Regions from separate parts of the Homo sapiens genome. Here region 2 is linked to region 1. The links are chromatin contacts, found by Hi-C or POLR2A ChIA-PET in ENCODE. All regions are on one chromosome and are shown on one strand. Each heading gives the region's core, a stretch centred on a gene start or an enhancer-like site at or near the end of the contact. The rest is flanking DNA. Distances are from core to core; before and after follow the strand shown.

What was found. Hi-C counts contacts between places; a loop is a spot of excess contacts on that map. ChIA-PET counts read pairs that join two places held with the same protein, here RNA polymerase II (POLR2A). Pooled maps may share reads with other maps.
Region 2: a map of breast epithelium shows a loop between it and region 1 (19-fold over the local background). The contact joins the enhancer-like site here to the promoter of NSFL1C in region 1. A Hi-C loop is called at or near these places in 1 of 168 maps with a recorded cell type or tissue (breast epithelium) and 1 of 50 pooled maps. POLR2A ChIA-PET finds 5 or more read pairs at or near these places in 1 of 52 experiments (PC-9).

Annotation. Positions count from the first base shown.
Region 1 is chr20:1,464,271-1,469,666 of GRCh38, forward strand. It overlaps NSFL1C (NSFL1 cofactor), which reads right to left and starts at 2,579. Exons shown (of 9, transcript NM_016143.5): 1 at 2,450-2,579; 2 at 59-156. The coding sequence starts at 2,554. RefSeq lists an enhancer at 1,808-2,309 and a silencer at 2,604-2,873.
Region 2 is chr20:2,129,992-2,135,030 of GRCh38, forward strand. The region is part of intron 3 of STK35 (serine/threonine kinase 35); the gene reads left to right. LOC124900458 (a long non-coding RNA gene) reads left to right here. Exons shown (of 2, transcript XR_007067499.1): 2 at 1-5,039. Among named protein-coding and RNA genes, the nearest start is that of STK35, 31 kb to the left of the region's middle. Within about 2 kb of position 2,765, at least 5 of the 41 ENCODE cell types and tissues checked have a DNase peak (open chromatin) inside an H3K27ac peak, as active enhancers do; they include PC-9 and breast epithelium, where a contact is called at or near this core.

The sequences.
Region 1 (5,396 bases), core at 1,329-3,828:
ATAGCTCCTCTTCACTGCTGGAAACACTCATGTAGCGATAATTGAAGCTGGCCCTTACCTGGGGGCTGTGCCTCTGGACACTGAACTGGGGGTTGCCTGCGAAATGGTCACAATGTCTTCATCCCCTCCGTCCTCATAAAAGCTCGCTAGCGCGATCTGAAACAGAGAGGTAGTACCTTGGGACCCTTAAACAGGCCTTCACCTAACGCACATCTCCTTTGAGCACAAAGGAATACAGACATGGCCAACACTTACAAGGTAGCTTGCATCCATGGGCCAAAGAAAATTAGACCAGAAGGTTAACAGCTCAGCTGTTAGTCTTCGTGTCAACTGAAACAAATTCCACCCACTAAGGTGAAAAGAAGGCAGTAAGAATGGCTGGGGTGGAAGACACTCTTTATTCTCATTTTATGAAGAAACGTGATCTAGTAAAAGTAGCACACATTTAGTGAGCATTTACATGCCAGGTTGTTCTGAGCATTCTACATACGTTAATTTGTTTAATCCTCAAGAACTCTATGCTATTAGTACTCTTATCATCTCATTTTATAGTTGATACAGAAGCACTGAGGATTAAAAAAAAATTTGTTCAAGTTTACACAACTGGTAAAGAGAGGAGCCAGGTTCCATCCCTGCTAGTGTGCTTAGGCCCTCACTCTTAAGCGCTTCCAGTACAGCCCGGAGTCAGGAACTGTGGAGTCAGTCCAGGTTGCTACTTTTCCTTTCTTTCAAGTTGTTTCCTAATCTGTGAAATGGGGGTACCTGTCTCACCAACCTGCACACTGGATGAGATAATCCATTAAGATTTATGCATACTCGCATCTTAGGTTTACACATACAGAAGGAATATGGGAATCCTTTGGTCATTTGTGACATCTCTGTCACCAACTCAACGGACAGGCATTCACTAATCACTTGCTTTGCACAAACACAAGAAAGCATTGAGGTCACAGAGATGAAATAGACATGGCCTCTGTCCTCAGGGTCACCAACTTCACAGGAGACAGTGAGCTGTCAAGGGATAAAAGTAATCTGCTGGGAGGCAGTGTGCTGTCTCAGGCCATGTAGTGAACTGGCATTCTCAGGGAGCCTACATTCAAGTCCTGTTCCTGCCAGGCAAGTCACATGCATGATCCTCAGTTTCCCCACTACAATGTGAGGGGAACGAGACAGAAGATCTGTTGGTCACAACACTGTGTGCTTTTAGGTCTTTCAGGTAGAAACTTTTTATTTCTGCCCAGCATAGGGGCTTCCCATTGTGTCTAGGTGTGATCTAGGTGTGATGCTTTACCGAATTCTTATGTTTGGGGAGTAATTTACGTTTGGCAGCAGACTCAGTTCAAATTCCAACCCCGCTACTTACTGGCTATGTGACCCTGAGCAAATTCTTTGCCCTCTGTGCTTCCAATTCCTCATCCATAAAATGGGTCTAGTCTTTACCTCATAGTGTTGCTAGGATCCAACGAATCATATTATGTAAAGTGCTTGGCACATGGTGGTTTAAAGCTTGGGCTCTGTCTGCTTGCAATCAGACAGAACTGGGTTCCACTTCTACCTCTTCTGCCTGGTAGCTAGTGAGGCCTTGAGCAAGTTACTTAACCTCTTTAATCTCAGCTGCAAAATGCGAAGGTTAAATGACAAAAGACATGTAAAGCAGTCAGAACAGCGCTTGGCTCATGGTAGGTACTCAATAAATATTAGTCATCACCGTCATCATCTACCTAAGACGAAGCTGGCCAAGAATATTTATGCAATTCTTTCTACAGTTAATTACCGAATGCTTATTATGTGCCAGGCATTGTTCCAGGCACTGGGAATTCATCAGTGTACAAAAATCCCTGCCTCGTGAAGCTTAAGTCTTCTTAGCAAGTATTTAGTGAATACTCAGTACGTGCCAATGAACTACACAGCAATTTCCACGAGACTCCCATTTTACAGATAAGTTAACTACGCAAGGTGAAGAAGCTCCAACCTTGCGCCACCACCCCAGAGGTATTCTCCCAGCAATTAGGAAGGCTGGGCGGCGGTCAACTCCCGGGCTGGACTTCGGAAGTGGAAATGAGCGGCCACCTAGTCCCGAGTGGGGCTTCACCCAAGAGCTGCTCACTCGGACCAGCCCGGCCTCCAGCAGATACTCGGCGCGGCAGCCACGCCCCCAGGCGCTCCCTCTCCTCGCCGGCTGCCGCAGCGCCCGAAGTCTCGCTGACGCCGCAAGCGGGCGAGGCAGGGTGAAACTGGCACGGCAGAACTGGCTGGGGCTGGCCCGCGTTCCCCCACTCCCAAGCCGAGCAGGCGACGCGTGACAAGCGGTCCCGGGACCATGAGGCCTGGGTCGGGCCGCGGTAGAGCGGGGATGACTGTGCGCTTCGGCCGCCGCGGGCTTAAGGCACCAGGCGCCCGCTCCCAGCAGTCCCCGGCCCACCCGACACAGCCCGCCGCGCGGCGCTACCTGCAAGTCCCAGCCGGCCGACTCGAGAAAGAAGCGGGCCCGGTCCTCCTCGGCGCCCGTCACCGCCACGAACTCCCTCAGCGCCTCCTGTCGCTCCGCCGCCATCTTCGCCCCGTGCGCCTTCCAAAGCGCTCCGGCGGCCGCCGCACAGGCCCAGCCCCGCTGCCGCGTTCCGCTTGCCGGTCGACGAGGCCCAGCCGATGAGGGCCCAGCAGCTGGGAGCCCGCCCGCAGCCCCGCCCCACGCGGTGCCTCACGCAAAGCCCTCCGTGCGGGAAGCCCCGCCGCTCCGCGCCCTCTGGCGACCGCGGCGCGAACCGCAGCCTAACGGCGGGGGTGGGAGCCCGAAGGATGAGAGGCGGGGCGGGTCTTACATACACCTGTGGGCTGAAGGCTCCCTGCAGGAGTCAGATTCCCAGTTATTCATTGACGCAGCCCTCATTTCATTAATTGTGCATTCGTTCATTCACTTACTTGTCAAGCATTTACTGAGAGCTATCAATGGCCCGACGTTTTTCTAGGGCTGTGGATATGGCAGGGAGCAAAACAAAGTCCCTGCTCCCATGCTTCTTACATTCTAGGGGTAAAAATTCAGACCTTGAACAGGCTAGGCCTCCGCTCACAACACGTCCATGCCTCGTTATCTCGCCCCGCATAAAAGACAGTCTCATGGCCTGCCTGCAGGACCCATGAGAGATGGGCCAGTTCCTCCCTCTCATCAAGGGATCCGCTAGCTTCCTCTGCTCCAGGCGCCTTGCCCTCCTTGCTGTTCCTGGAACTTGCCAGTTATCTTGCATTTGCCTCAGGGCCGTTGCATTAGCTGCTTCTGTGCCTGGAGCACCTTTCCCTTACCGATGGGCAAGGCGCTCTCCCCGCTTTCTTTGGGCCTCTGCTCCAAGGCCACTTTCTTAGGCACAATCCTGTCTTCTGGGTCCTCAGCTTCTTTGCCCTCTTGCCTCTCCAAAGAGGAACTTACTTGTTCAGCTTACTTGTTCTTTGTTCTCTATTTTCAAAGCCTAACTTCCTTGTTCTTTGTACCTCCTTACCCCTAGTTACGGTAAACAACCTTCCCGCGGGTCCTAATCTATAACTCACATCTGTTCCCTTGGATACCCTCGCTACAATTGCCATTCCCGCGGAAACTCTTCTTCCTGCCGAAACCGCTTGCCCTACCACTGTAGCCCACATTTCTGCTCCATTTGAACTAGCCAATCGGGATTAGCTTAGATTGCGCAGTCCAGCCCCAGCCAATGGGAACAGGACACAGAAGCAGCGACTAACCGCATTAGGGATAAAAACCCCTTCTCTCTTTTGTTCGGTGTGCTTTCCTGAAGACCAGATGTGTGAGTGGCACCCTTCTGCAGAAGTAAATTGGCTTTGCTGAAAAATCTTTTATTTCAGTGCTGGTTTTCCTTGAGACTTCGAGCTTTAATTTCCAACACCACCGTGGGACACTCTTCCCTTCCTCTTCCTCTGTCGGCCCCTGCTCATTCTTCAGCTCTCAGTTCAGGTGTCCCTTTCTCAAGGAGACCTTGAGAAGGTGCCCAGGCTTAGTCAAAACCCCTCTTAATCAGGTTATGAACAGCACAAAGTCCAGTCTTCCCTCAATTGACACAATAGTTGCTTTCCTGGAAAATTCGGTGTCTTATTAACACTGTGCAAGAAATCCTTTAAGTTTATATGACAAACGAGTTAGGGCTTGGGTTAGGTTATTAGGAGCATGGTTGCAGCCACAATAGGCCCTGGCAGGAGGCATGGGAGGAGGGTCCTTTCTTTGTGGTGTGAGACTCTCCTTTCTATTGCAAGGCCACCCAGGACCAGCCCCGGTCCCTAGGACTTACCCCTTTCATCATTGTGTCAACTCGAAATGCACCCCAACTTTCCAGGAAGTCCAAGAAGCTAGAGGCTCACTCTGGACCTCACGATTGGCAACCAGTAAGGTCTTTCTACCCTGGAAACTGACAACGACTAACCCCAGCTTAAAGATCTGCAGGCGATCAGCTCCTCAAGGTCCAGTTCCCTGGCTGGTATTGGAGTCATTGAAACTCATTGTCACCCCCCCTCTTCATTTTTGTGCCATCAGGGAAAGCTCTTTGTTCGGCCAGAGGGTCCCTGATCCCTCTTCTAGAGGACTTGAGGGCATCCTTTCCCATAACACTACCTGGCAGCTAGTGTTTACTGAGCACTTACTATGCCCCTAGACACTCTGCAAAGAGCCTTAGATACACTAACTCATGCACCCTATGAAGTGAGTTCTATTGTTATCATTTCCATTTTGCAGATGGGGAAACCTAGACTTCTAAAGAGTTTTGAATCCAGGTATGGCACAGCTCCTGAGTCTGCTTCTAACCGCTACACCACACTGTCTCTCCTTAGACTGCAGGACTGTGCTGGTCACTTCCTATGGCTGGTTTCTGGAAGCAGCTCCAGATGACCCAACTGGAGTTTAAGGCAGGGGATGTGAGGGCATGAACTTGAAACTACATTTACATAACACTTATCTAAGTGTCCTTAACAAAACTAGAGAAGGAGGTGCTGCAGGCTCAGCTTTAGCTCCACTCTCCTATGTCCAACCACACCAGCCCCCAACCTCCAGCCCCATCCCACCCAAGCCCCATCCCCAAATTCTACCACCACGACCACCTCCAGCCTCACCTCTACCTCACAGATCCGCCACCAGCACCTGACCCACCCCGCCCCACTTTCCCTTCTAACTCCACCCTCAGTACTAAATGCACCCCACCCTCCAAAGCCCACTTTCACTCCATTTCACCCCCAGCCCCCTCCGGGCTCATCTCCATCTTCCTTCCCACTCCAGTCTCACCCCAGCCCCTCCCTTTAATCCTATCTTCCACCACCTCCCGCCCCACCCCAGCCTTCCTTTGGCACCCCCTCTGCCGTGTCCTCACTGGTGGTGACTTCACTTTGGGCAGGAGCTGTGTGTACCC
Region 2 (5,039 bases), core at 1,515-4,014, 670 kb after region 1:
CATTTTGGAGGTTCAAAAGGGCTCTCAGATGGCCTGAAATCGGAAGGTAGGAAGGAGTGGCTCAGAGCTGACTCCATCATGTGTGGCTTGAGTGACTGGGTGGTGGGAACAGAGCCATGTAAGAGTGAATGTTGCAGCAGGAGACGGTTTAGGGGAGTAGGGAGATACACAAATGAGTCTTGGACGTGCGGACATGAGACCGTACTCTCTCTCCTGCGTGGGTGTTTGTGGTAAGTGGCGCCCGTTTATCTGGGTCTTCTGAGAGGACTGTTGGATCTCAGTTTTGCTGCGAACAAAGAGCACCTTCACAGGCACAGAATGGTCCCTTGGACTCGGGGCTGCGTTCATGGCTGAGTCTTGCTGCGTTTTGTTCTTTTCTTGGTAATCAGCTTCTCATTAGGTTATGATGTGTTGCTCTTCTGTCCTTATTTGCATCTGCTCTCTGCTATAATTGTGTTTCAAGAACATGGCGTTTTGTTGTTTTTGTACTGTTTTGCTTTTTAGAGCTGAAAACCTGTGCGGGGTCTTGTCACATGGGCAGCCTGGTGATCCTGTCACGGGGCAGCTCTCCAGTGTGGGCATCTCGCTCTCTCTTTATTTATTTATTTTTACTAGTTATATAACATCAGAGTCATGATTGCTGGCTGTAAAATTGATTTTGAGAACTACTTTAATTTGTAAATTGGGAAATACTTTCTATTTTGGGTTAGGGAAAGGCATACAGGGGAGGGAGATGGGGGAAGAAGGTCTGTAGTCCCTGGTTTCAGTAATCTTCAGGTTTCTAAGTGCAAGCACCCGGAGCTGAGGGGCGGCCCTCCAACCTTATCTGGACGGTCAGCCAGTGGGGAAGGGGCTTTGGAGTCACTCCTTTGGCCATCCCGTCACACCGTGGTTTGAATGACAATAGAGGGCGTGGGTAGAGGTTGTGTCATCTGCCTGCTCACCAGACCCCCTTCCCTGGAACCCCCTGGGGACCTAGGTCTTTATACAAATTCAGCAAGTGGTTACTGAGAATTAGCAGCTTGCCGATCATCTTGCATTCACTATATACTCATGCGTCACTTAATGACGGGGATATATTCTGAGAAATCCACTGTGAAGCGATTTTGTCTTTGTGCACACATCATGGAGTGTTCTTACACAGTCCTGGATGGTATAGCCTCCTATACACCTAGGTTATATGGTAGATAGAGCCTATTGCTCCTAGACTGCAAACCTGTACAGCATGTTGTGGTACTGAATACTACTATAGGCAGTTGTAACACAATGGTGTTTGTGTGTCTAAACATGTAAACATAGAAAAGGTACAGTGAAAATACGGCATAAAAGGTAAAAAAAATGGCTGGGCTTGCTGGCTTATGCCTATATTCCCAACACTTTGGGAGGCCAAGACAGGAAGATCACTTGAGCCCAGGAGTTTGAGACCAGCCTGGGCCACAGAGGGAGACCCCCATCTCTACAAAATTATATTAAAGTTTTGTTTTTTTTTTTAAGATTAAAAATGGTATACCTATATAGGGCACTTACTATGAATAGAGCTTGCAGGACTAGAAGTTGCTCTGGGTGAGTCAGTGAGTGAGTAATGAGTCAGTGTGAAGGCCTAGGACATTACTGTACACTATTGTAGAATTTCTTTCTTTAAAAATAAATTAACCTTAGCTTACTGTAACTTTTTTGCTTTCTAAACTTAAAATTTTTAAAAAATTTCTTGATTCATTAACATTTAGCGTAAAACACAAACATAAGACAGGGTCGCGCTCTGTCACCCAGGCTGGAGTGCAGTGGCACGATCTTGGATTACTTGGCAGCCTCGACCTTCTGGGCTCAAGCTGTCCTCCTGCCTCAGCCTCCCAAAGCGCTGGGCTTACAAGCCTGAGCCACCGTGCCTGGCCCTTCTTTCTTCATATCCTTATTCTGTATACTTTTTTCTATTTTAAAAAAGTAATTTTTTTACTTTTTAAATTTTTTTTGCTTAAAAACAAAAACCCACACATTAGCCTAGGCCTATGCAGGCTCAGCGTCAGTACTCCCCACTCTTTTTTAAATGTTGTGAAATCCTCACCTGCATCCTAAGTATTGTTGTCCCCCCAACTCCCACTCCAGAGAAAGGAAGTGATTTACCACTGGCCACATGGCTAGCTCATGCCAGCTCAAAGGCCAGAGCTCCAGTGCTCATGATCTCCATCGAGCTACCAAAGAGAGTTCATCTGAGCAAATCCATATGCACCGCACTGTCTCAGGGCCACCAGGAGCTCAGAAAAGGGAGCTGGCTTTTGCCAAAGAAGTAAGTGATGGCAAAGTAGAGGACACATGACTTAAGATGGACCTTGAAGAAAGAAGAACAGATTAGGATATTTGAAGCAGGGGCCATAGCACGTCCAAAGACAGAACACTGGAATTTGTGAAGAGTGCCTATCCCTGGGTGGGTTCACACAGAGGCTAGAGTAGAAAGCTAAATAGGGCTAAGTTGCCAAGAGCCTTGAATGCCAGCCTGAGGAGAATGAACTTCATCCTGCCAAAAAAGACAAGGGTGAGTGGGTGGTGGTGAGCAAGGCTGTATTTTAGGCAGGTGAGTCAGTAACAATGAGGGGAGAACTGTCAGTCCCCCAGGAGGGGAAGATGAATTGCCACACTGGCAGTACCTGTCTCCAAAAAGTGTGAGACTGCACAGGCACCTTCCAGAGCATGGGAAGGCGGTAAGGGTAACATCTGAATAGGAAGATGAGAAACCTTTGCTTCTATATTGGTGTCAAGACATCAACAGACTTGCTGTTGAACCTGTTGGACTGGTCAATCTAGGTTTAAACGGCAGCTCTCCTACTTACTAGCTGGGCGGCTTTGGGCAAGTGATCTACCTTCTCTGGGCCCCCATTTCCTTGTCTGGTCAGTGCAGTAAGTGTTGCTCACTGTAGGCTGTGTCCGGCGCAGTTCCTAGCTCCTGATGACAGTTGAGTCAGTGGTGGCTCTGTGTATTGCCCCCATCCTGCTATTTTGTTTGTTTTTGCCAAATCCTTATAGGCTAATCACACGTTTTCACTTTGCTTCTCACTAACAATTTGTGATAGCATTCTTTCTCCCAAAGAGATCTCCAAACCCCTTAGCAATTGCCTCCAGTGAGTTCCCCTTGGCTTAGTGGGCTTTAACTGGTTGTTGTAACCAAAAGTCCATGTGGACCTCTCTGTGGGTGTGACCTTCTTGGCATCTTTCTTATAACCACAAATTGTTCTGTCCCCATATGGAAGAGTGACCGTTCCCCTTTAGCTAGTAATGGCACCTTAGCATCTTCCTCCTGGCAAGGGCCCCTGAGGACCTCAGCCTTTCCCTTGGGCTCTTTCTTTGCTAATCACAGCAGCCACAACTGAACCTGTCTCTGGGGACCAATTGAGGCAGTTGGCAGCTTTTATTTTCTGCCCCACACTTAATAAGTTGAGGAGGGGAATTAGGGTATCCACACAGCTAACTGCCAATTACCTGGGCTGTTTCTAGAGACAAATAGTTCCCCTTAGTTGGTGTTGGGTTTCACCCAGTGTCTGTGTACTAATTAAAGTGCTTAGAGGAACTACCATCCCAGTGCCCTATTGCCTCTTGACCTCCCAAGGCCAGAAAGACGAGGTTTAAGTGAGTCTGGGTTCTCAGACGCAGACAAGATGACTCAGTGTGCAGCCCTGCCTGCTGGTCACCACGGAGACCTCCAAATCTCAGAATCTGCAGTCTTGCCTACTGTTTCTCTGTGTGCATTTGGCAAACTTTTTAATACTAGCACTTTTGGCAGTATACTCCAAGCAATCAAATTGTTTAAAACAATATTAAGCAAGTCTTCATGTCTAGGAGCTTTCACAGTAACTGCTTGCTCCACTGCCCTGACTTTCTGGCACACTTGAGATACAGCTGACATCTCTTTGCAGCAGCATGCTGTCTCGGCTTTAAGCTTTGTTCAGACCCTTTCCCTCAGTAAGTCATACCCTGCTGACTTACTGGGCCTTACATGGGCCTGCCACTTGTTGCTGCAAGAGTGTTTGTGCCTCTTCCTTGTATAAGTGGGGCGTGGATTGAGCTTCAGGGACGCAGCATAGAGCCTGTCTCCTCCTGATAACATTCGTCCACTTGAAAGGGGAGTCTCAGGCTGGGCGTGGTGGTGCACACCTGTAATCCTAGCTATTGGGGAGGCTGAAGCAGGAGAATCGCTTGAACCCGGGAGGCAGAGGTTGTAGTGAGCTGAGATGGTGCCACTGCACTCCAGCCTGGGCAACAGAGCGAGACTCCGTCTCCAAAAAAAAAAAAAAAAAGATGGGGCGGGTCTCGGGTTCTGCTAGAAACTTTCAAGGAGGAGGAGGACCTCACTGTTGCCCTGTTAGAAAGGGCTCTGGTGCATTGAGCTGAAGTCTGCCTCCCTCCAAACACTCTTTGGCCTGATTTCCCTCAGCCCCAGCCACACAAGTTGTACGTCTCACCTGTGCTGGGGGTGCCCTGTTTAGAGCACTCATGTGCCACTGTCCAGTTAGTTTTTGCCTTAATAAATAAGGGGCCTATAGAGGGCCTCTTCTCAGTATTCTTTGTGCCATGTTCCTTTCTCAGAACCTGAATGGTGTGTTATTCTACCATTTAAAAAATGCCTGGGGCCTGGCGCGGTGGCTCAGGCCTGTAATCCCAGCACTTTGGGAGGCCGAGGCTGGCAAATCACCTGAGGTAAGGAGTTCAAGACCAGCCTTGCCAACATGGTGAAACCCCATCTCTACTAAAAATACAAAAATTAGCCGGGCGTCATGGCACACGCCTGTAATCCCAGCTACTCGGGAGGCTGAGGCAGGAGAATCGCTTGAACCCGGGAGGTGGAGGTTGCAGTGAGCCGAGATTGTGTCATTGCACTCCAGCCTGGGCAACAGAGTGAGACTCTGTGTCAAAAAAGAAAAGAAAAAAAAATGCCTGGGATATGCATTAAACTTCCCAGCCCTAAGGGGCTTTGCAGAACCTGTGCATCCTTGGGGTTAGAAGGAGTCCAGGTTAAGAACCCCTGTGCTGGCCCCAGGTCCTTCATTTGG